Linked DNA regions of Homo sapiens: region 1 is linked to region 2. Evidence: read pairs that join two places in POLR2A ChIA-PET (ENCODE). Cell type or tissue: OCI-LY7. All regions are shown on one strand. Each heading gives the region's core, and the rest is flanking DNA. Links, peaks and the distances in the headings are about the cores only.

What was found. Peaks named below come from ENCODE experiments on the same cell type or tissue, not always from the same donor. Only the 100,000 strongest peaks of a DNase experiment are listed, where the experiment ranks them.
Region 1: POLR2A ChIA-PET joins it to region 2 with 11 read pairs; 2 of 35 experiments call an interaction of 5 or more read pairs at or near these places.

What each region holds. Positions count from the first base shown.
Region 1 is chr9:36,653,983-36,664,896 of GRCh38, reverse strand. It overlaps MELK (maternal embryonic leucine zipper kinase), which reads right to left. Exons shown (of 18, transcript NM_014791.4): 13 at 7,534-7,656. Among named protein-coding and RNA genes, the nearest start is that of MELK, 87 kb to the right of the region's middle. In OCI-LY7, for the core only: no CTCF peak of the experiment used is centred there; a DNase peak (open chromatin) is centred at 5,206.
Region 2 is chr9:36,475,956-36,486,869 of GRCh38, reverse strand. It overlaps a transcript of RNF38 not described here. Among named protein-coding and RNA genes, the nearest start is that of RNF38, 81 kb to the right of the region's middle. RefSeq lists silencers at 1-104, 4,123-4,302. In OCI-LY7, for the core only: no CTCF peak of the experiment used is centred there; no DNase peak of the experiment used is centred there.

The DNA.
Region 1 (10,914 bases), core at 2,056-10,055, 180 kb before region 2:
TAAGTAAAATCCTGAGAGGCCAAACTAAAAACATGAGAATGAATCCAAAGGAGTAACCAAGGCTGAAACTCTCTGCTGCCCTAAGGGCAGCTATCTTCTGCCTCTGATAACCTATAGCATGTGTTTCTACAGCCACAGAAGCCTTGGGCCTCTGCAAGGTGGTGAGTTAGAACCAAAGCTCCCATGTAAAGCCAGGAAGGGCTATAGCTAAAATTAAAGGCTGAGTTAAATATAAATCTGCTCTTCAAAGGGAATAGGCAAGAAAAAGGGTGTCTTGGTCTTGGTTCTGAGGGAGGAGAAAAATGAAGTTTCTTTTAATAATTTGTAAGTAAACACAGGCCAGTCTTCAGATAAATAAAGGTCCAAATTAATACAACCTGCATGGTCCCAGAAACCTCAAGCCTAAATTTAACTTAAAGTAGTCCTATGCTAAGTTGTGCCCCAGGAACCTGGTAGAAGCACGCACAACTCCTACCTGAAAGAAAAGCTTCACTCCAACCCAACTCAAGCCCTTAACCCAAGCCTCAGATAATTCCCATAGAGTTCAAAGAAAAATAAACCTACATAAAAAATTCCAAAAGACACAAGCACTATGAGCATAAAGATTTCAGATATTAAAATTATCAAATACAGAACATAAATAAGTATGTTTGCATGTTTAAAATAGTGAAACAAAAACATGAGTAAAGAACAAAAGACTACCAAAACTGTTCAAATAGATTTGAAAAAGAATAAAAACTTCTAGAAATAAAAACATGATAAAAATGAAAAGTGCAATGCACATGTCAAATAACAGAATAAAAGAAATAGAGATATTTTAATAGAAATATAAATCCGAAATAACTCTGAATGTAGCCAAGACAGAAAAAGACATACGATACGTGAAAGATGGTTGAAGGAAACAGAAAATGAAATAAAATGTCTAACATAAGGCTATTCTAAGTTCCAGATATACATAGTATGGACAATGCAAAAGCAGCAATTCCCTCTACTTCTTTTCCCAAAGGAAAAGAAATCAATACATCAAAAACATACCTGCACTTGTATATTTATCTCAGTACTTATTCACAATAGCAAAGATACAAAATCAACCCAAGTGTCCATCAACAGATGACTGCATAAAGGAAATGTGAGATAGATAGACAGACAGACACACAGATAGAATACTATTCAACCATAAAAAAGAATGAAATCCTATCTTTTGCAACAAGGTGGATGGAAGTGGAGGTTACCTTAAGTGAAACAAGCCAGACACAGAATGACAAATATTGCATGTTCTCACTCATAAGTGGGTGCTAAAAAAGGGTGTACACGTGGATGTAGAGAGTGGAATGATAGAAAATGTAGACTTGGAAGGGTGAGGAGATGGAAGGGGGTTGGTGATGAGAAATTACTTAAGGGGTGCGATGTACATTATTCAGCTGACACCTTAAAACCTCTCACTTGACCACTATGCATCTAAGAAAATTGTACTTGTACTCTATAAATTTATATAAATATTGTTTTAAAGAAAAGCAGGCTGGGTGCGCTGGCTCACACCTGTAATCCCAGCACTTTGGGAGGCCAAGTCATGTGATCACCTGAGGTCAGGAGTACAAGACCAGCCTGGCCAACATGGTGAAACTCTGTCTCTACTAATAATACAAAAATTAGCTGGGCATGGGGACAGGCACCTGTAATCCCAGCTACTCGGGAGGCTGAGGTAGGAAAATCGCTTGAACCTGGGAAGCAGAGGTTGCAGTAAGCTGAGATCGTGCCATTGCACTCCAGCCTGGGCAAGAAGAGAGAAACTCTGTCTCAAAAAGAAAAAAAAAAAGAAACAAGGAAAAGGAGAAAAAGAAAAAGCAGTATATTATTCAAGAAATTTTCAAAAATTGATTAAAAATACAAATCCCCATACATAGAAAGCATGATGAATCATGAACTGGATACATAAAAGAAATCCACATCTCTATTTACCAGATTATACAACTCCAGAGGACACTATCCACAGAGACACCACACAGATGGTGTGTTCCCTGGAGGTGTGCAACGCAGTAGCCCTAACAGTGAAACTGCAGAACACCAAAAGCAAAGAGAAGGTCCTAAAAGGAGCCAGAGAGAAAAGACAGACTAAAAAGGCACTAGACTGAGGTTGGTTTTTCAATAGCAACAATAGAAGCAAGAAGAAAGTGGAATAATATCTTCAATAACATCCTGTGAATCCATAAATATTTCAAAATAAAAAGTTAAAAACATTCAAGAGCTAATACACTGGACACATCAATAGCATGGAATCCAGGAGGGGTAATCAGAGATTAAGTGTTCTAAGGCCTTCATATTGTTTAGAAGGAAATTAAACATACAGATTCACAGCAGGGTGCAGGGGCTCACGCCTGTAATTCTAGCACTTTGGGAGGCCGAGGCAGGTGGATCACCTGAGGTCAGGAGTTCGAGACCAGCCTGGCCAACATGGTGAAACCCTGTCTCTACTAAAAATACAAAAATTAGCCAGACATGGTGGCGGGTGCCTGTAAACCCGGCTACTTGGGAGGCTGAGGCAGGAGAATCACTTGAACCCAGGAGGAAGAGGTTGCAGTGAGCCTGAGATCACGCCATTGCACTCAAGCCTGGGCAACAGAGCAAGATTCCATCTTAAAAAAAAAAAAAAAAAGATACAGATTCACTTTATATTTCGTTAAATTAAATGTTAAAAATTTAGAGTAAATATTAAAAGAATAGAAATCAAATAGAAACCAATAAAATGTGGGGGGAAATTAACATAAAAAATCAAGAAATAAGGGGGAAATACAGAAAAAGACACATAGGAAACATAAAAAAAGAAAGATATATAATAACTAAATCCATAATAAAAATAAGTTGGGTAAGCGCTCAATTCAAAAGACAAGATTTTCAGTTTGCATACCAAATCTAGCTATGTTTTTTTCTTTGTTTGTTTTGTTTTTTTTTTTTTTTTTTTTGAGACGGAGTCTCGCTCTGTCACCTAGGCTGGAGTGCAGTGGTGCAATCTCGGCTCACTGCAAGCTCCGCCTCCCGGGTTCATGCCATTCTCCTGCCTCAGCCTCCCAAGTAACTGGGACTAGAGGTGCCCGCCACCATGCCCAGCTAATTTTTTGTATTTTTTAGTAGAGATGGAGTTTCATTGTGTTAGCCAGGATGGTCTCAATCTCCTGACCTCATGATCCACCCACCTTGGCCTCCCAAAGTGCTGGGATTACAGGCGTGAGCCACCGCGCCCGGCCTAGCTATGTTATTTTTAAAGAGACATACCTAAATATAAGGTATGAAAGGTTTCATTGTTTTATTTGTTTCATTGTTTTATTTATTAAGGAAATCTTACTTTCTTTAATTTTATAATAGTTCTTTTATCAGGTTGACCAGTTTCCTCCCATCTTCTTATTCTTTAGGAATGATTTAGTTATTCTTGCCCCTTTGTATTTCCACATACATTTTAGAATCATTTTGACTTATTTTACATCCACTGAAAAGTTGAGATTACATTAAATTTAAAATTCATTTTGGGAAAAACTGAAATCTATACCTTCAAATCTCCCTATCCATAAACAAAGTATACCTCTTTTGTTTCAGAACTCTGTGTATTAGCCAAAGATCGCAGCATTTATTCATAGAAAACAGCTAAGTAGAAACAGTGAGTTTGAGGTGTTTGAATTTGCCCTACCTATCCCCATTCTTCTCTCTCCAGCTCTATGATAGTCTTAGAAACCCACAGCCCACAATCACGATGAAGACCAGCAACCTAGGAGCCGCTGGAGGGGGCAGAACAGGTTGGAGCTCCTTCAAAGCTTCATGCTCAGAAAACTGTCATTATTTAGCCTGGCCAGTAGTTCCCTAGAAGACCCTACTATGAAAGCTGTCTTTTTTTATTCTTTGTTTGTTTTTTATTTGAGACGGAGTTTTGCTCTTGTTGCCCAGGCTGGAGTGTAATGGCGTGAACTCAGCTCACTGCAAACTCCACCTCCCGGGTTCAAGCAATTCTCCTGCCTCAGCCTTCCGAGTAGCTGGGATTACAGGCATGTGCCACCACAGGCAGCTAATTTTGTATTTTTAGTAGAGACGGGGTTTCTCCATGTTGGTCAGGTAGGTCTTGAACTCCCGACCTCAGGTGATCCACCCGCCTCAGCCCCCCAAAGTGCTGGGATTACAGGCGTGAGCCACTGCACCCAGCCTGAAAGCTGTCTTTATTTGACCTTACTCAGAGCCTGCCCAGTATGAACAGCCTTTTCCCCAGCAGCATCTGTTAAAAAGATTTAGAGGTGCCAGGCGCAGTGGCTCACGCCTGTAATCCCAGCACTTTGGGAGGCCAACGCGGGTGGATCTCTTGAGTCCAGGAGTTTGAGACCAGCCTGGGCAAAATATTGAGACCCTGTCTCTACAAAATAATTTTGTAAAAATTAGCTGGGCATGGTGGTGCATGCCTATAGTCCCCGATACTCGGGAGGCTGAGGCAAGAAAATTGCTTAAGCCCAGGAGGTCGAGGCTGCAGTGAGCCATGATCACACCACTGGACTCCAGCCTGGTTGACGGAATGAGATCCTATCTCAAAAACAAAAAAAAATTTACAGGCAATTGTTGCACATTGTGGCTGCCGAAGCAGTAAGTAATAGCTGGTGACCACAATAAACTAACAAAAATGCTGAAAAAAAAGTTAGAGAATAAGATGTCCACAGTGAATTGGAAAAGCTCCAAAATATACCAGGGTATCTACAAGCCCAATGTACATGTATAGGATGTGCTCATACCCAGGGCTGTGCATTTGCTCAGGAAAGACTTTAGAAGGGGCTGGGCATGGTGGCTCACGCCTGTAATCCCAGCACTTTGGGAGGCTGAGGCAGGTGGATCACTTGAGGTCAGCAGTTCGAGACCAGCCTGACCAACATGGTGAAACCTCGTCTCTACTAAAAATACAAAATTAGCCAGGTGTGGTGGCGCATGCCTGTAATCCCAGCTCCATGGGAGGCTGAGGCAGGAGAATTGCTTGAACCCAGGAGGCGAAAATCGCAGTGAACTGAGATCGTGCCATTGCACTCCAGCCTGGGCAACAAGAGCAAAACTCCATCTCAAAAAAATAAAAATAAAAAACAAAAAACACTTTAGAAGGATCTAAGATCTCACCTCAAGCTGACCTTGAGGTTTTATACAAATAGGAAATGAAATCTAATGCAGAGTTGTCAGCTGCCTGGCTGAAAGTTGCAGGCATACCCCAGATGTACACAGAGCCGGCACAAAGACTGAGAGACGAATTGATTCCAGGCATCTAAGGAAACCTCGCCAAGCATTAGCTGATCACTATGCTAATTGAGCAGAGAAAAGGTATAGTAAAAATATGATATTATAATCTCATGGACCACCATCATAAATGCAGCCCAACACTGACCTAAATGACTTAACGACTTTACAGAATTAGTTCAGAAAAGTCACTAACCAACAACAACAAACAGCAATAATATCAAATCCTGAGGAGGGGATAAATCTGATTACCAGAGCTGCCACATTATATTATTTAAAATGTCTAGTTTTCAACAATTACAAGACATATACATGCAAAGAAATAAAAAAGTATGGCCGGGCACGGTGGCTCATGCCTGTAATCCCAGCACTTTGGGAGGCTAAGGCAGGCAGATCACCTGAGGTCAGGAGTTTAACACCAGCCTGGCCAATATGGTGAAACCCCATCTTTACAAAAACACAAAAAAAAGGCCAGGTGCAGTGGCTCAAGCCTGTAATCCCAGCACTTTGGGAGGCCGAGGCGGGCGGATCACAAGGTCAGGAGATCGAGACCATCCTAGCTAACATGGTGAAACCCCATCTCTACTAAAAATACAAAAAATTAGCCAGGCGTGGTGGCGGGCACCTGTAGTCCCAGCTATTCGGGAAGCTGAGGCAGGAGAATGGCATGAACCCAGGAGGCGGAGCTTGCAGTGAGCCAAGATAGCGCCACTGCAGTCCAGCCTGGGTGACAGAGCGAGACTCTGTCTCAAAAAAAAAAAAAAAATAGAAAAAAAAAAAATTAGCCAGGCATGATGGCGGGTGCCTGTAATCCCAGCTACTCAGGAGGCTGAGGCAGGAGAATTGCTTGAACCCGGGAGGCAGAGGTTGCAGTGAGCAGAGATCCCAACAATGCGCTCCAGCCTGGGCGATACAGCGGAGCCTCTGTCTCAAACAAAAAACAAACAAACAAACAAAAAGGATGGCCCATATACACGAGAAAAACAAAAACAGTCAATGGAAATTGTCCTTGAAGAAGTCCAGACGTAGGCCTTACCAAGCAAAGACTGAAAATCAGTTTTTAAATATGTTCAAAGAACAAAAGGAAACATCTGAAGAACCAAGGGAAAGTGTAAGAGCAATGTCACAATAAATAGAGAGTATAAATAAAGATAAAATTATTTAAAAGAACAAAACAAATTCTGGAGTTCAAGAGTACAATAACCATAACAAAAAATTCACTAGAGGGATTAAACAGAACTTTCAGTAAGCAGAAGAAAGAATCTGAAACTTTGAAACAGGTTAACTGAAATTAGTCTGAGAAACAGAATGAAAATAGATAAAGAAAAATGAACAGGGCCTCAGTGTACTGTAGGGCACCATCAAGTGTGCCAATATACATGGAAGGGGAGTACCAGAAGATAAAATAAAGAGAGTGGGGCAAATAAAATATTGAAAACTTCCCAAATTTGATAAAAAACATTAATCTATACTTAATCTTCATTAATCTAAAAAGCTCAACAAACTTAAAGTCACAATAAAAAGATTATCAAAAGGAAAGAAAAACAGATCAATTGCCACCGAGAGTTGGGAGGGGAAGTTAGCCACAAGGGGAATGAGGGAATTTTGAGGAGTAACGGAACTGTTTTATATCTTAATTTTGGTGGTGGTTATACAACTGTATGCATTTGTCAAAACACATAGAATTGCACACTAAAAAAGGTGACTTTACCTATTTAACTACATGTAAAGTATACCTCATTATACCTCATTTTAAACAAAAAAGAAGGCCGGGCACAGTGGCTCACGCCTGTAATCCCAGCACTTTGGAAGGCTGAGGTGGGTGGATCACCTGAGGTCAGGAGTTCGAGACCAGCTGCCAACATGGTGAAACCCTGTCTCTACTAAAAATACAAAAATTAGCCAGGAGAGGCAGCAGGCACCTGTAATCCCAGCTACTCAGGAGGCATGAGAATCACTTGAACCTGGGAGGCAGAGGTTGCAGTGAGCCGAGATCGTGCCACTGCACTCCAGCCTGGCCAACAGAGCAAGACTCAGTCTCAAAAAATAATAATAATAAACAGGAAATAAAGGAGCAGTAAAGAGCTCTAAAATAGAATCTTGGCTTTCTTCAACTTGGATATAATTGACTTCCCTTTCATTCGTATTCCAGTTATCGCTCATAAACATTTTCAGTGGCTTAAGCATTCATTAAATTTGCAAGCACACCTTGGTTTCACATTAGTCTGGTTGTTTTTATAATTGAAACAATAGATTCTGCCTTAAATAGTAATAAGAATGACGAACCTGTGATGTTCGGGGAGTAGCAGCACCTGTTGATAAATCATCTTCACACCAATCATAGTCTATTAATCCCGCCACATAATTTTTATCACTTGCGGTCACATCTTCCAGACTCCAATTATTTGACTACTCAATGAAAGACAGAAGAACTTAAAGATGACAGTACTATGATTCAATATTTAAAATACAGTCACGCGTCACTTAACGACAGAGACACATTCTGAGAAATGTATTAGGCAATTTTATCACTGTGTGAACATCATAAAATGTACTTACACAAACTGAGACGTCAGAGCCTACTACACACCTAGGCCACACCTAGGCTGTACGTTATAGCCTGTTGCTCCTACACTACAAACCTGTGTAGCACGTTACTGTACTGAATACAGTAGGTGGCTCTAACACAACAATAAGTATTTATGTATCTAAACAAATCTAAACAGAAAAAGGCCGTCCCCATGGTGGCTCATGCCTGTAATCCCAGCACTTTGGAAGGCTGACACAGGTGGATCACTTAAGCTCAGGCGTTGGAGCCAGTCTGGGCAACACGGTGAAACCCCATCTCTACAAAAAATAGAAATTAGCCAGGCATGTGCCTGTAGGCCCAGGTACTTGGGAGGCTTAGGTGGGAGGATCACTTGAGTCCACCAGGTGGAGGTTACAACAAGCAGAAATTGTGCCACTGCACTCCAGCCTGGGTAATACAGCGAGACTCTGTCTAAAAAAAAAAGAAAGAAAAAAAAAGAAAAGGTAGAGTAAAAACATGGTATTATAATTTTATGGGACCACCATCATAAATGCAGTCCAACGTTGTCTTTATGCAGCACAAAACTGTATTCCAGGCATAGGGCAAGGCCCTGGAAACAAAAATGAATAGGAGACACTATATTGAAGGAGCTGACCATCCAGTACAGAAAAAGGAAGTCAGAAAATTTCAGTTCAAATTATCAGAAAGGAAAACCTCCGACTCTCAAATAATATGTCTTGCAACATTCTTATGTTATATAGCATACTACTTTTCATTATCACATAATCACTATAATACCAGACAACTCTACTGCAAATTTACAAATAAAAAGATCTGACAAAGTAGAAGATGGAGGGGAAACAACTTCGAAATATAGGTTTCTTCTTTGTAAGAATATACAGGGTAGTGAATAATTTCTACCAGGAAGAAAATTAGCCTTATGAAGGATCTCCTAGGGATAGGACATTTGGGGTCTTGCGCTAACAACGCCACCAAAATAACTTCTGTTCTTTCATTCTTCCTCCTCTATAAACTAAGGGTATACTAATTATACCCTGAATTCAAGACTGTGGGTGTACTTGGAGTTTTTATTTCTCCTTCCTTCCTTTTCCCTCGATATATTGTTAATCTAGCCAAGCAATTTTACTTGAATTTCTTATATCTCATCCTTTTTTTCCCAAAGTCTCACTGCCACTATCCTAGATCAAGGACAAATCTTCTCATACCTAGACTATTCAAACAGACAATATTGTCTCTACCACTAATCTTTCCACTGTCTCAACCAAGGATGACAGAGTTCTCCAGGATTACCAATTACTGTCATTTGGAACTGGATGCATGGAGAGCTAGGCTGAGAAAAATCCTAAAGCTAAGTCTAGGCTTGGTGGGGAGAAGTACAGTGCTGTACGAATGACGGCTGTCATGGGTACTCCAGTAGGGACTAATAGCACACATATCACCCCTGACTAAACAATCGTATACACCACTGGATTAATTTTTCAAAATCATGTTCATTTCTCTCTCTCTTGCTCACAAATCAATGGCTCCTCATTAACTATTGAACAAAGTCTAAAATTCTGATGTGCATTTTCAGGTTCTCTACTATCTGGCTCTTGTCCACCCTTCCAGCTCACTTGCGTTCTCTCTCTCTCTCTCTCTCTCTCTCCCCCTACTTGAACTCTTCTTTTTTAACACAAGTCCAGCCACTGTCAACAGAATACATCAAGCAAAATTAGGTGCCCCTGCTTTTGCTGATTCCATTTATCTTGCCCTGAATGTTGTGCCACTTCTTTTCCATCTTTCTAACCTTGACTGTTGGTCCAGTTTGGATCCCATGGTGATCATTCCTGTCCTCTAAAGCTCCCCAGGACACCTCTGGCCACTTCTCTGGCCCCCATCATCTACTATGATGCAGTATTATCTATGTATATATATGTCTTGACTCTTAGAGAACAAGTATTATACTTTACACAGATATGTTTCCCAGCAGCCCAGCATGGGGCCTGAAAATGCTAATGACACTGATGATGATGACGTGGTTATTTGTGATTCTTGGATCAGTCTGTACTGCTGTTTCACTGAAAGGGCCACCTATTGATTGATTGATCGATCATGATTACTTACTTTCTTATAAACAACACCCCAGAGAAAAGGGATAATTCTATCAAGGGGAAGAACAGTACAACCAGACTATGTGACTTGCTTCGTGTCTCAATAATTTGCATAAAGATTAGAAGCGAACCCAAAATTTGATTTCTATTTCACTTCTTGTTACTAAAATGTCTCTTGATCTGCCATAAAATTGATTCAATAATATGACTTTGCAAATAATTAAATTATTAGTTAAATGTTCATTAGGGAGTAGATGGAAGATAAGAGTAAATATATTTCCAGGTCTTTTCCACTTACAACTCATATAAGCAGATCAATTGAGACCAGGCCAATTCAGATATAAGAAAATCCAGGCCGGGTGTGGTGGTTCACGCTTGTGTTCCCAGCACTTTGGGAGGCTGAGGCAGGTGGATCATCTGAGGTCTGGAGTTCGAGACCAGCCTGACCAACATGGTGAAATCCCATCTCTACTAAAAATACAAAAATTAGATAGGTGTGGTGGCACACACCTGTAATCCCAGCTACTCGGGACAATGAGGCAGGAGAATCACTTGAACCCAGGAGGCGGAGGTTGCAGCGAGCCAAGACCACACTACTGCACTCCAGCCTGGGCAACAAAGCAAGACTCTGTCTCAAAAAAAAAAAAAAAAAAAAAAAAGACAATCCAATGTCTCAGGAAAATGTCTCAGGCCCCTTAACTGAGGTGTCGTAAATTTTAAAATTTAGTGAAAGTGATTTTTCTAAGCATAGAGGTATACGTATCTAATAGCTTTCTCCAATTACCTTGAGCAGATGCAAAATTCAGGGTTTTGCATTTTCCTGGACCCAGATGTGTTACTTGCACCTGAAAGTTTAAAGGGTTTGGCAGTGTGGGTGGGATGAGGGATTGGCTGATTCAAGGAGCCCATGTGCAAAAGAGCTGCCTAGGCACAGAATATTTACCAGCCATTAAAACTCTCCAACAACAGACTAGAAAACCATGCAGGATATCTCCCTTCAGAGATTTCTTTACACAACAGCCAGTG
Region 2 (10,914 bases), core at 1,399-9,398:
GGGTCAGGCCCTGGACCCTGGCACACCCACCCAGCCCTTTTTGGGCTGGTTTGGGAGTAATGATCTCTTACGGGGTGGGACGGAAGAGCAGGGGGCCGACTTGGGAGCTTGGTGGTGCCCTGGGGAGCCGCAGCGGGAAAGACTTCTGTGCGGGGTGTGCTCTCGGGGAGAGGGCTTTCTTGAGTGAGTGGGGCAGAGCTTCGGAAACTTCTTATCGTGGGGACCGTTTGGTCTCTGCCAGGCCACCTTCCCCACCACTGCACTGACTAAACCAATTCAGCTGGAATTACTGGGAGGGAGGCCTGCCCGCTTTTGTGGAGGCGCCCGTAAGGTGTCTTTTTTCAGTAAATGGCCCGAATTTCGTTCATGCCGAAACCAGAAATGCATACATGGCCTTGGTAAAGACGTTTACGGCACAGAAGGCCATGTGAGTTTTTTCCAGGTGGTTTGGACCTACCACACTTGGAGAACTCCCCGAGAAAGAACAGCTATCCCAGGCTTGAAGGGGGAAGGAAGCTGGGAGGATTGGGACCGAGTCACCCGCCTGCCTGGCATGTAATACATGGGATTTCCGTTTTTATTTGGGGTGGATGATGAGGTGGGTTGTTTTGACTGCGGATGTCCCTTGGAAGGGGAAAGGACTTGCAGTTCTAGAGGGAAGGGAGAGAGCAACGTGTTACAGGCAGGGACGAGGGTCCCGTGGAGCTAGAAAATAGAATGGGGAAAAAGGAGAGGGTATTCAGTCATTGTGGGGGAAGGGAGATGAAAGGGTTGCTGAAGGGCGGGGGACGGTGTCTAGTCTGGAGAAAAAGATTGGGATGTTTCAAAGAAGGTGCCAAACGTGATGAGTTTGAAAGGAGTCTGTTGGAGGTGGATGGTAGCTTACAAGGTTGAGTGTGAATTGGTCTGCAGTCACTTATTTTCTTTTAGTAAGGACAGCTATACTTTTATAGAAACGTTCTAGCTTGAGCACCCCCTCCCCCTCATTCTCGCTCTTGTTCTAAGGATGCAGACCCACAGGGCCTGGAGTATTGTCTTGGAAGTAAGGCTTGACAAAAGAGGGAAGGGAAAGACTAATTAACAAATGCATTAATTAAGGCCCTTTGTCCAAGATGATTCCTTGTTTAAGTCAGCTGTTTTCTTGCTGCCCTCTTGCACCTTAGCTTTCCTGCTGTGGTGGCTGTTGGCAGGGTGCTTTGGGAAGGACTGCCCCAATTCAGACAAGATGGGTTAGATTTTCCTAAAAAACTCTAAGACACACATATTTGGCAAATGTATACTTAAAAGCAAGAAAATGTACTTGTGAGAGACTTACAATCAGGGAAATGCAAATTGAAACAACACTGAGATGACATTTCACACCGATCAGGTTGGCAAAAATGTAGTGCTGTGATAAACCGAGGATTATTAAGGTTGTGGATAGATAAGCTTGTATATAGTGTAGTGGAAATGTAAATGGATCCAACCACCTTAGAGAGTAGTGGTATTTGGTGTTTAGTGTGAAGGTGGGCAGACATATTCATTTACCTAAAATGTCCATTTCTGGGTGTGTGTGTGTATATATACCCTAAGAGATCCTTGTACACTTGTTCAAGAAAATAAGTATGAAAAAAATACAAGAATGCTCATTCCAGCTTAAATGTCCACCAACAGAAGACTACATATATTTTTATTTATTATTTATTTGTTTGTTCGTTTGTTTTGAGACGGAGTCTCTCTGTCACCCAGGCTGGAGTGCAGTGGCGTGATCTCGCCTCACTGCAAGCTCCGCCTCCCTGGTTCACACCATTCTCCTGCCTCAGCCTCCCGAGTAGCTGGGACCACAGGCGCCCGCCACCATGCCCGGCTAATTTTTTTTTGTATTTTTAGTAGAGACGGGGTTTCATCGTGTTAGCCAGGATGGTCTCGATCTCCTGACCTCGTGATCTGCCCGCCTCTGCCTCCCAAAGTGCTGGGATTACAGGCGTGAGCCACCGCGCCCGGCCAATACATACATTTTTAGATAGACCCATACAGTTGAATATTACAGCTGTGAAAAATAAACTAGCCTCACTCATTAAAATAGGTGAATCTCAAAAACCATATGGAACAGGGAAGCAAGTCAGAAGAATTCTTACAGAATCGTTTCACGTGTGTAAAATCTGAAAACATGAAAAATAATATTGTTTGTGGCTATGCCCATATGTGGTGATAGTATTAAATTATGCATATTAAGTGTAATGATTGTCTTTGGGAAGAGAAGATGAGGAATGGGATTACACAAGGGTACCCAAAAGGGCTTTATTTATACCTTTAATGTCCTATTACTTAAAAAAAATCTGAATCAGGTAATCGTAAATTAAGATTTGGTAATGTTGGGTGTAGGGTATAGAGATATTTAGTATACTCTAAATATTTTTCAGATGTTTGAAATATTTCTCACACAAAAATTTTGTTTATAGAACACAGTTTTTGTTTCATAATAATGGACCTCTCCTACAGGCTCCAGCCTAGCGCAGCCTGTTAGACATGCAGGCTGGTGATCCTTTTTCGCCCCTTTCTGACCTGCTAAACCTAGTTTTGCAGTGGATGACTTTTATTTTGGAACTGCTGATAGTTGCGGTAGATTTCTCATTATTTCTAAACTTTCTATTGGACCTGTGTCAGCAGTTTGAGCTTTGTTGAAATAGATGTGCTCCAGGACATTCTGATATATCAGGTGTAGGGAGGGACCCAGACATCTGATTCTGAGAAAACTCCCCAGTAGATTGGGATGCCCACTAAAGTTTGAGAACCACTATCTTGGGTTTGCCCCAGCCTAGTCCTCATCTTTTCCTTAGGCTGCCCCTCTGTTCCCACTCCTGGATGACTGGGATGGAATTTTGACCCACGTGATACTTTACCTCTTTTGTGGAGCATAAAAGAATGATAGGGTTGGATGCCATACCCCTCTTAATCTAGGTTGTCCATTCCTCTGATTTTCATGGAGTTAGCTAAGGGGCCCACTACCTACCAGGGTTGTTTATCAGGTTTTACAGATTTTAACACATGTGTCAACTGTATGTGGTTTCAAAGTAAGGGCAAAAAGGGTCTAGCAGAGAAGGAAAATTTGGAGAAAGTAAAACCCCCAAAGGTAAACATGTCATTATGTCTTAAGAGAAAGATGATCCATCCCTCTGCAGATGCTAGTGATTGTTTTAGCTTGTGACCAACATTTGAGGTTCAGCCGTCTGAACCTATGGTCAGAGATTAAGGTCTTTAGGAGACAACTGATTATCCCTCAAGATGGAAGAGTGTCCTTTCTCCAAAATTTGCTAGTTTTCCTTCTCTACTAGACCTTTCTTCCTTAGTCCTGATGTGTTTATGAATGAATTTATGTTAACAAATCTGAGGCTTTCTGATAGTGAAATTTGTGAAGTGCCTGTTTGTCTTTGTTAAGGTTCCTCTATCTGGAAACCCACTTTGGAGGTGCAGCATTGCCCAGGTACGCTTTTCTTTTTTTTTGAGACAGAGTTTCGCTCTTGTTGCCCAGGCTGGAGTGCAGTGGCGCAATCTCGGCTCACTGCAGCCTCCACCTCCCAGGTTCAAGCGATTCTCCTGCCTCAGCCTCTCGAGTAGCTGGGATTACAGGTGCCTGCCACCATGCCCGGATAATTTTCATATTTTTAGTAGAGACGGGGTTTCACCATGTTGGCCAGGCTGGTCTCAAACTCCTGACCTCTGTGATCAGCCTGCCTCGGCCTTCCAAAGTGTTGGGATTACACGCGTGAACAGCCGTGCCTGGCCGGTACACTTCTTAACGGTGCTGCTGTGTAGGACCATAGAGATTGCACCCAGCAAAAGGATACCTGTTTCAGGTGGCAAGTGAGGGTGGAAATCTATTCTGTACTCCACTTACCAAGATGAGTACCTGGTGTGGAACTGTGTGCACTCAGAGAAGGGGCACCTTTTCTAATCCACGCAAAGGTGATCTGTGATCTAGCACTGCTCTGCAGCTTTGGAACTGTCAGTCCAGCTGTAACTAACAGTTTCATCCATATGCATTGTGGGCTTTACCATGAGGTCTGGGTTAGTGCTTGCCCTAGGGGCTTCAAGAGTTCTCCATGTGAACTTTTCATGGGAAGGGGCTTTTCATCACCATGCTCAGCTGAACCAAAGAGCACAGCTTAAAATAGTAAACTTTGTTATGAGGCTGGAGAAATATGTACAGAATAAGCTATTTAGAAAATACCACTGTCAGCCTGGCGCAGTGGCTCACGCTTATAATCCCAGCACTTTGGGAGGCCGAGGTGGGTGGATCACCTGAGGTCAGGAGTTCAAGACCAGCCTGGCCAACATGGTGAAACCCCGTCTCTACTAACAATAGAAAAATTAGCTGGGCATGGTGGCGCATGCCTGTAATCCCAGCTACTTTGGAGGCTGAGGCAGGAGAATCGCTTGAACCCGGGAGGTGGAGGTTGCAGTGAGCTGAGATCACGCCACTGCACTCCAGCCTGGGCAACAGAGTGAGACTCTGTCTCAAAAAAAAAAAAAAAAAGGTCTGGGCACAGTGGCTCACACCTGTAATCCCAGCACTTTGGGAGGCCGAGGTGGGCGGATCACCTGAGGTCAGGAGTTCGAGACCAGCCTGGCCAACGTGGAGAAAGCCTGTTTCTACTAAAAATACAAAATTAGCCAGGCGTGGTGGCACATGCCTATAATCCCAGCTACTTGGGAGGCTGAGGCAGGAGAATCGCTTGAACCCAGGAGGCAGAGGTTGCTGTAAGCTGAGATTGCACCATTGCACTCCAGCCTGGGCAACAAGAGCGAAACTTCGTCTCAAAAAAAAAAAAAAAAAAAAAAGACAAAAGTATCTGGTAAATGGAGGAGAGAAAGTATAGTACCTATGTGCCACATTTGCGCTTGTCTTCTTACAGTGCTCACTTGAAGGGGTAAATGCAGTTATTTTTCTCTTCCTATTTCCCCCTGCACTAGCATTCCTGAAGACCTGAGGCTTTTTAGCTAATTTTGAAAATATTTACCCATTTGTATTTTCCATTAAGTGGTTGTTTACGCTTCCTGCTGTTTCATTTTTTCTTGGAGAGAGAGGAGGGGGGAGTACAAACCAAGGACAAGACCGGACTTCCTACTGCTTTTGGAAATAATGGCAGAGTTTTTCAGGACAGTTGTCGTGGATGAATGCTGTTCTGGGGGCTCAAGGGAAAGATACATTTGAAGTGGTTTCTGTTGTCTTTTTTATTATTATTTTTAAACATGATTGAGGGTGGTGGGATAGGAAGTTTCAATTTGCTTATGCTGCTGTCTTGGAGTAATTTTTTGAAAGAAATTATATGTTAAAAAACTAAAGATGTTTAACAAAAGTGGTCTTTTGCCCACAGAAGGGAAATAAACAATTCTTACCTGCAGGCCTTACCCAGACTGGTTTCAGTTTTTTTCCTGTTCTACTTAAATGGATATTAGCGCTGTTCTTGGGACTGCTGAGAACAGTTAACTGCAGTGATGTTGGACAGGTGGAAGAGTAGAATGATGGGAGTATATTGGGGTTTATCAATAGTTACGCTATCAAAAGCTATCACTAGCTGGTGTGGTGGCTCATGCCTGTAATCCCAGCACTTTGGGAGGTCGAGGCGGGTGGATCACCTGAGCTCAGGAGTTTGAGACCAGCCTGACCAACATGGTGAAACCCTGCCTCTACTAAAAATACAAAAATTAGCTGGGCGTGGTGGCACGCACGTGTAATCTCAGCTACTTGAGAGGCTGAAGCAGGAGAATCGCTTGAACCCAGGAGGCGGAGGTTGCAATGAGCCGAGATTGCACCATTGCACTCCAGCCTGGGTGACAGAGCAAGACTCTGTCTCAAAAAAAAAAAAAAAAGAAAGAGAAGAAAAAAAGCTATCACTGCATTTTCTGCTTTTGTGGTAAAATATGTATAGAAATAAGAGAGTGAGATATTGTGAGTTTTGGTGTATATACTGATCCTTTGACTTTGTTGAGAAATGTAGGGAAGTAGTAGTAAGAGGACCAAATATATACATGGAAGGGGCCGGGCGTGGCGGCTCACCCCTGTAATCCCAGCACTTTGGGAGGCCAAGGCGGGTGGATAACTTGAGCTCGAGTTTGAGACCAGCCTGGGCAACATGGTGAAACCCTGTCTTTACTAAAAATACAAAAATTAGCTGGGTGTGGTGGCACTTGCCTGTAATTTCAGCTGCTTGAGAGGCTGAGGCACGAGAATCGCTTGAGCCTGGGAGGCGGAGATTGCAGTGAGTTGAGATGGTGCCACTGCCCTCCAGCCTGGGGAACAGAGTGAGACCCTGTCTCAAAAAAAAAAAAAAAAAAAAAGAAAAAGAAAAAAACTGTATACATAGAATAGCAAGCAGTTAGGTAGTAGGACAATTTGTAGTGCTTTTGGGATGTTCTTGGAGTTGAAAAGTTGGCTGTCCATTCTGCTTCTGCACCTTGGATTTTAGTGGCTGCAGATGCTGCATGCTGACCTTCTGTTGAAATTTGTTTTATTGTCAGAGAACTAAAAAGTGAGCAGTTTCTCAGACTAAACAGAAGTAGAGTAGGCAGAAAGTAAAACAGGTATTCATTTAATAATCACATTTACAGGGCCAGTCGCAGTGGCTCACGTCTGTAATCTCAGCACTTTGGGAGGCTGAGGTAGGTGGATCACTTGAGCTCAAGAGTTTGAGACCAGCCTGAGCAACATGGTGAAACTCTGTCTCTACTAAAAATACAAAACTTAGCTGGGTGTGGTGGTGTGAACCTGTAGGCCCAGCTACTCGGGAGGCTGAGACAGGAGAATCACTTGAACCTGGGAGGTGTAGCTTGCAGTAAGCCGAAATCACGCCACTGCACTCCAGCCTGGGCGACAGAGTGAGACTCCATCTCAAAAAAATAAAAAAATAAAAATTCACATTTACAGATAGAGAAAAGTTGGAACTCATACTTAAAGAGACAGGGTCTTGCTATGTTGCCCATGGTGGTCTTGAACTCCTGAGCTCAAGTAATCCTCCTGCCTTGACTTCCCTAAGTGCTAGGATTACTACAGGAATGAGCCACTATGCCCGGCTGGGACTCATAATTAATAAAAAGTATTTTTCATTTGGCTTTTGTGCTATCTTATTAAAACTTTTTTTTTTATAGATTTGTCTTCCTATGTAGATTTTTATTGCCACCTCAATACATCTTTGAGCATCTACTGAGTGCCAGTAATGCCAATACCAACCACTGGTTAATTAGGATGATAGCTTTTGTTGTCAAAACTTCCTCACTTAAGGTCTTGAGAATCGCATAGAGGGGTGCAATTCAAGACAGTTATTGCTTGCTTTTCTCCCAAATTTCTTGCTTCCTTCTGCTCCCTGGTCTTCTGGGCATGGTGATTGTGCCCATCTGCCAAGATAAGCCCTGCTTCTCTCCACCCCCACATGGGAGGAGATGCAGAAGCTCAACAGAACCCTGGCTGGTCATTACAAGTAAATTCCCACAAACGATATTGAACTAGAACTGAGGGCCACCATAGTGGCTCCAGTTCCTCTTCCTCTGTTGCTACCACCCACTCTTTTCTGTGGAGCCTGGAGGGCACCCTCCCTCCACCATTATACAAAGAAGCTTTGTGCTCTGAGGATGTTCTAAAGGCGGGATTGCTGTAATTATAATTCCCTAGGCACAACCAAGTAGTGGGGGCAGGCGGGGTAAAGATGGTATCCAAGTACTTGTTGGTAGGGAGAAGTCAGGCAGGGATTAAAAATCATCTGGAGACAGTACCAAAAGTGGATAATGGAGCGTTGTTGTTAATAGTGACAGGAACGTGTTTAAGTGAATACATTTCAGAGTTTTAAATTATAATACTTGCAGCTTTAAAAAAGGACAAGACTGAGCTTGGAACCTTTCTCTTTAAGTCTGAAATTGTAACTTAAAAGTACTTTAGAGGAAAATATATAGAAATCTGGGTCTACTTTGCCTTATGTTTGTGTTACCAGAATGATTGATTGCCCACAAAAGCCGAATACATAACTTGCTTACTCTCCCAGGGATGCGCCCACTAATCTTTTTTTTTTTTTTTTTTTTGAGACAGCGTTTCACTCTTGTTGCCCAGGCTGGAGTGCAGTGGCGCCATCTCGGCTCACCGCAACCTCCGCCTTCTGGGTTCAAGCCATTCTCCTGCCTTAGCCTCCCGAGTAGCTGGAATTACAGGCATGAGCCACCACGCCTGGCTAATTTTGTATTTTTAGTAGCGACGGGGTTTCTTCATGTTGGTCAGGCTGGTCTCGAACTCCTGACCTCAGATGATCTACCCTCCTCGGCCTCCCAGAGTGCTGGGATTACAAGTATGAGCCACCGTGCCCGGCCAATCTTTTTTTTTTTTTTTTTAAATACTTACATTTTTGCGAAGTGATTTCTCCCTATTGCTACCAGAAAAAAAATCAGTTTATCTGGGGATGTATGCTTAATAAACGCTCTCTTTTTTTTTTTTTTTTTTTTGAGACGGAGTCTCGCTCTCTCCCCCAGGCTGGAGTGCAGTGGCGTGATCTCGGCTCACTGCAAGCTCCGCCTCCCAGGTTCACGCCATTCTCCTGCCTCAGCCTCCCGAGTAGCTGGGACTACAGATGCCCGCTACCACGCCCGGGTAATTTTTTGTATTTTTAGTAGAGATGGGGTTTCACCATGTTAGCCAGAATGGTCTCAGCCTCCCAAAGTGCTGGGATTACAGGCGTGAGCTACCACGCCTGGTAATAAACACTTATATCAACCATTCTACGTCATGATGTGCTTCTAAGAAGTCTTGTTGGCAATCTTTTAGTGAAAATTTTCTTCTTAATATGTTAATTATTACTGTATTACTTGGTATCTCAAACTGCTGTTTTCTGTTTGTTTGTTTTTTGTTTTTTGAGACAAGGTCTTGCTTTGTTGCCCACTCTGGAGTGCAGTGGCAGTGGTAATCATAGCTCACTGCAGCTTCCATCTCCCAGGCTCAAGCAGTCCTTCCACCTCAGCCTCCTGAGTAGCTGGGACAATGAGTGTGACAACTACGCTATCCTTTTTTCTTTCTTTTTTTTTTTTTTTGAGACAGAGTCTCCCTCTGTCGCCCAGGCTGGAGTGCGGTGGTGCGATCTCAGCTCACTGCAAGCTCCACCTCCCAGGTTCACGCCATTCTCCTGCCTCAGCCTCCCTGTAGCTGGGACTACAGGCGCCCCCCACCACGCCCGGCTAATTTTTTGTATTTTTTAGTAGGGATGGGGGTTTCACCATGTTAGCCAGGTTGGTCTCGATCTCCTGACCTCGTGATCCGCCTGCCTCAGCCTCCCAAAGTGTTGGGATTACAGGTGTGAGCCACAGTACCCGGCCAACTACACTAACCTTTTAAACTTTTTTGTGACATGGAGGTTTCACAATGTTGCCTAGGCTGGTCTCGAACTCCTGGGCTCAAGTGATCCTCCCACCTTGGCCTCCTAAAGTGCTGGGATTATAGGCATGAGTGACCATGCCCAGCCTGTTTTGTTGTTGTATTTTGTAAGAAATGCACCAAAGAGTTGATTGCAAGGTAATCTTTTTTTTTTTTTTTCCAGACGAGTCTTGCTCTGTCACCCAGGCTGGAGTGCAGTGGTGTGATCTTGGCTCACTGCAACCTCTGCCTCCCAGGTTCAAGCAGTTCTCTGCCTCAGCCTCCCGAGTGGCTGGAATTACAGGCGCCCACCACCACGCCCGGCTAATTTTTTTGTATTTTTAGTAGAGATGGGGTTTCACCATCTTGACCAGGCTGGTCTTGAACTCCTGACCTTGTGATCCACCTGCCTCAGCCCCCCAAAGTGCTGGGATTACAGGCGTGATCCATCGCGCCTGGCCAATAATCTTTAGACTTTAAGACTGTAAACTTCAGGAGTCCATTCTCAGGATAAGGGTGGCCCTTTTTGTTGCTGTAATTAGCATTTACGTCTATGGTGTACAGGTAGATAGTGTGTACTCCATGGAAACCTATGGCTACTGTAAGCTGTCCTTTCCTCTAATTACTTGGAGTCAAGTTAGGAGTTAGACCTTTATTCTTACCCGCCAGCATAATTTTGTCCTGGATTAGGAAACAGCTATAATCCCAGGACTTTGGGAGGCCAGAGTGGGTGGATCACCTGAGGTCAGGAGTTCGAGACCAGCCTGGCCAACATGGTGAAATCCGGTTTCTACTAAAAATACAAAAAAAAGTTAGCCGGGCATGGTGGTGGGCGCCTGTAATCCCAGCTACTTGGGAGGCTGAGGCAGGAGAATCACTGGAACCCAGGAGGCGGAGGTTGCAGTGAGCCAAGACCATGCCATCGCGCTCCAGCCTGGGCAACAAGAGCTAAACTCCATCTCAAAAAAAAAAAAAAAAAAAAAGATTGCCCGATAGTCCATTAAAAAGATATTGCCCAAATAATCCTTTGAAAAGGCTGTACCAATTTGACAGCTACATTTTATGAGACTTTAATAAAATACACAAGGTTTGGCTGGGTGGGGTGGCTCATGCCTATAATCCTAGCACTTTGGGAGGCTGAGGCGGGCGGATCACCTGAGGTCAGTTCAAGACCAGCTTGGCCAAGGGGAAACCCCGTCTCTACTAAAATACAAAAATTAGCCAGGCATGATGGCGGGTGCCTGTAATCCTAGTTATGGGGGAGACGGGAGACTCATTTGAACCCGGGAGACCATGGTTGCAGTGAGTCGAGATCACGCCACTGCACTCTAGCCTGGGTGGCTGAGCGAGACTCAGTCTCAAAAACAAAACAAAAACCTGTTTTAGTTAAGTATGTTGATTAGCAATGACTTATTTTAGCTTAATTGTAAACTATTATCTAGGTTATTTGCCTCATTTATAATTTATATTTCTTTCTTTTTTTTTTTTTTTTTGGAAACAGAGTCCCGCTCTGTCACCCAGGCTGGAGTACAGTGGCATTATCTCGG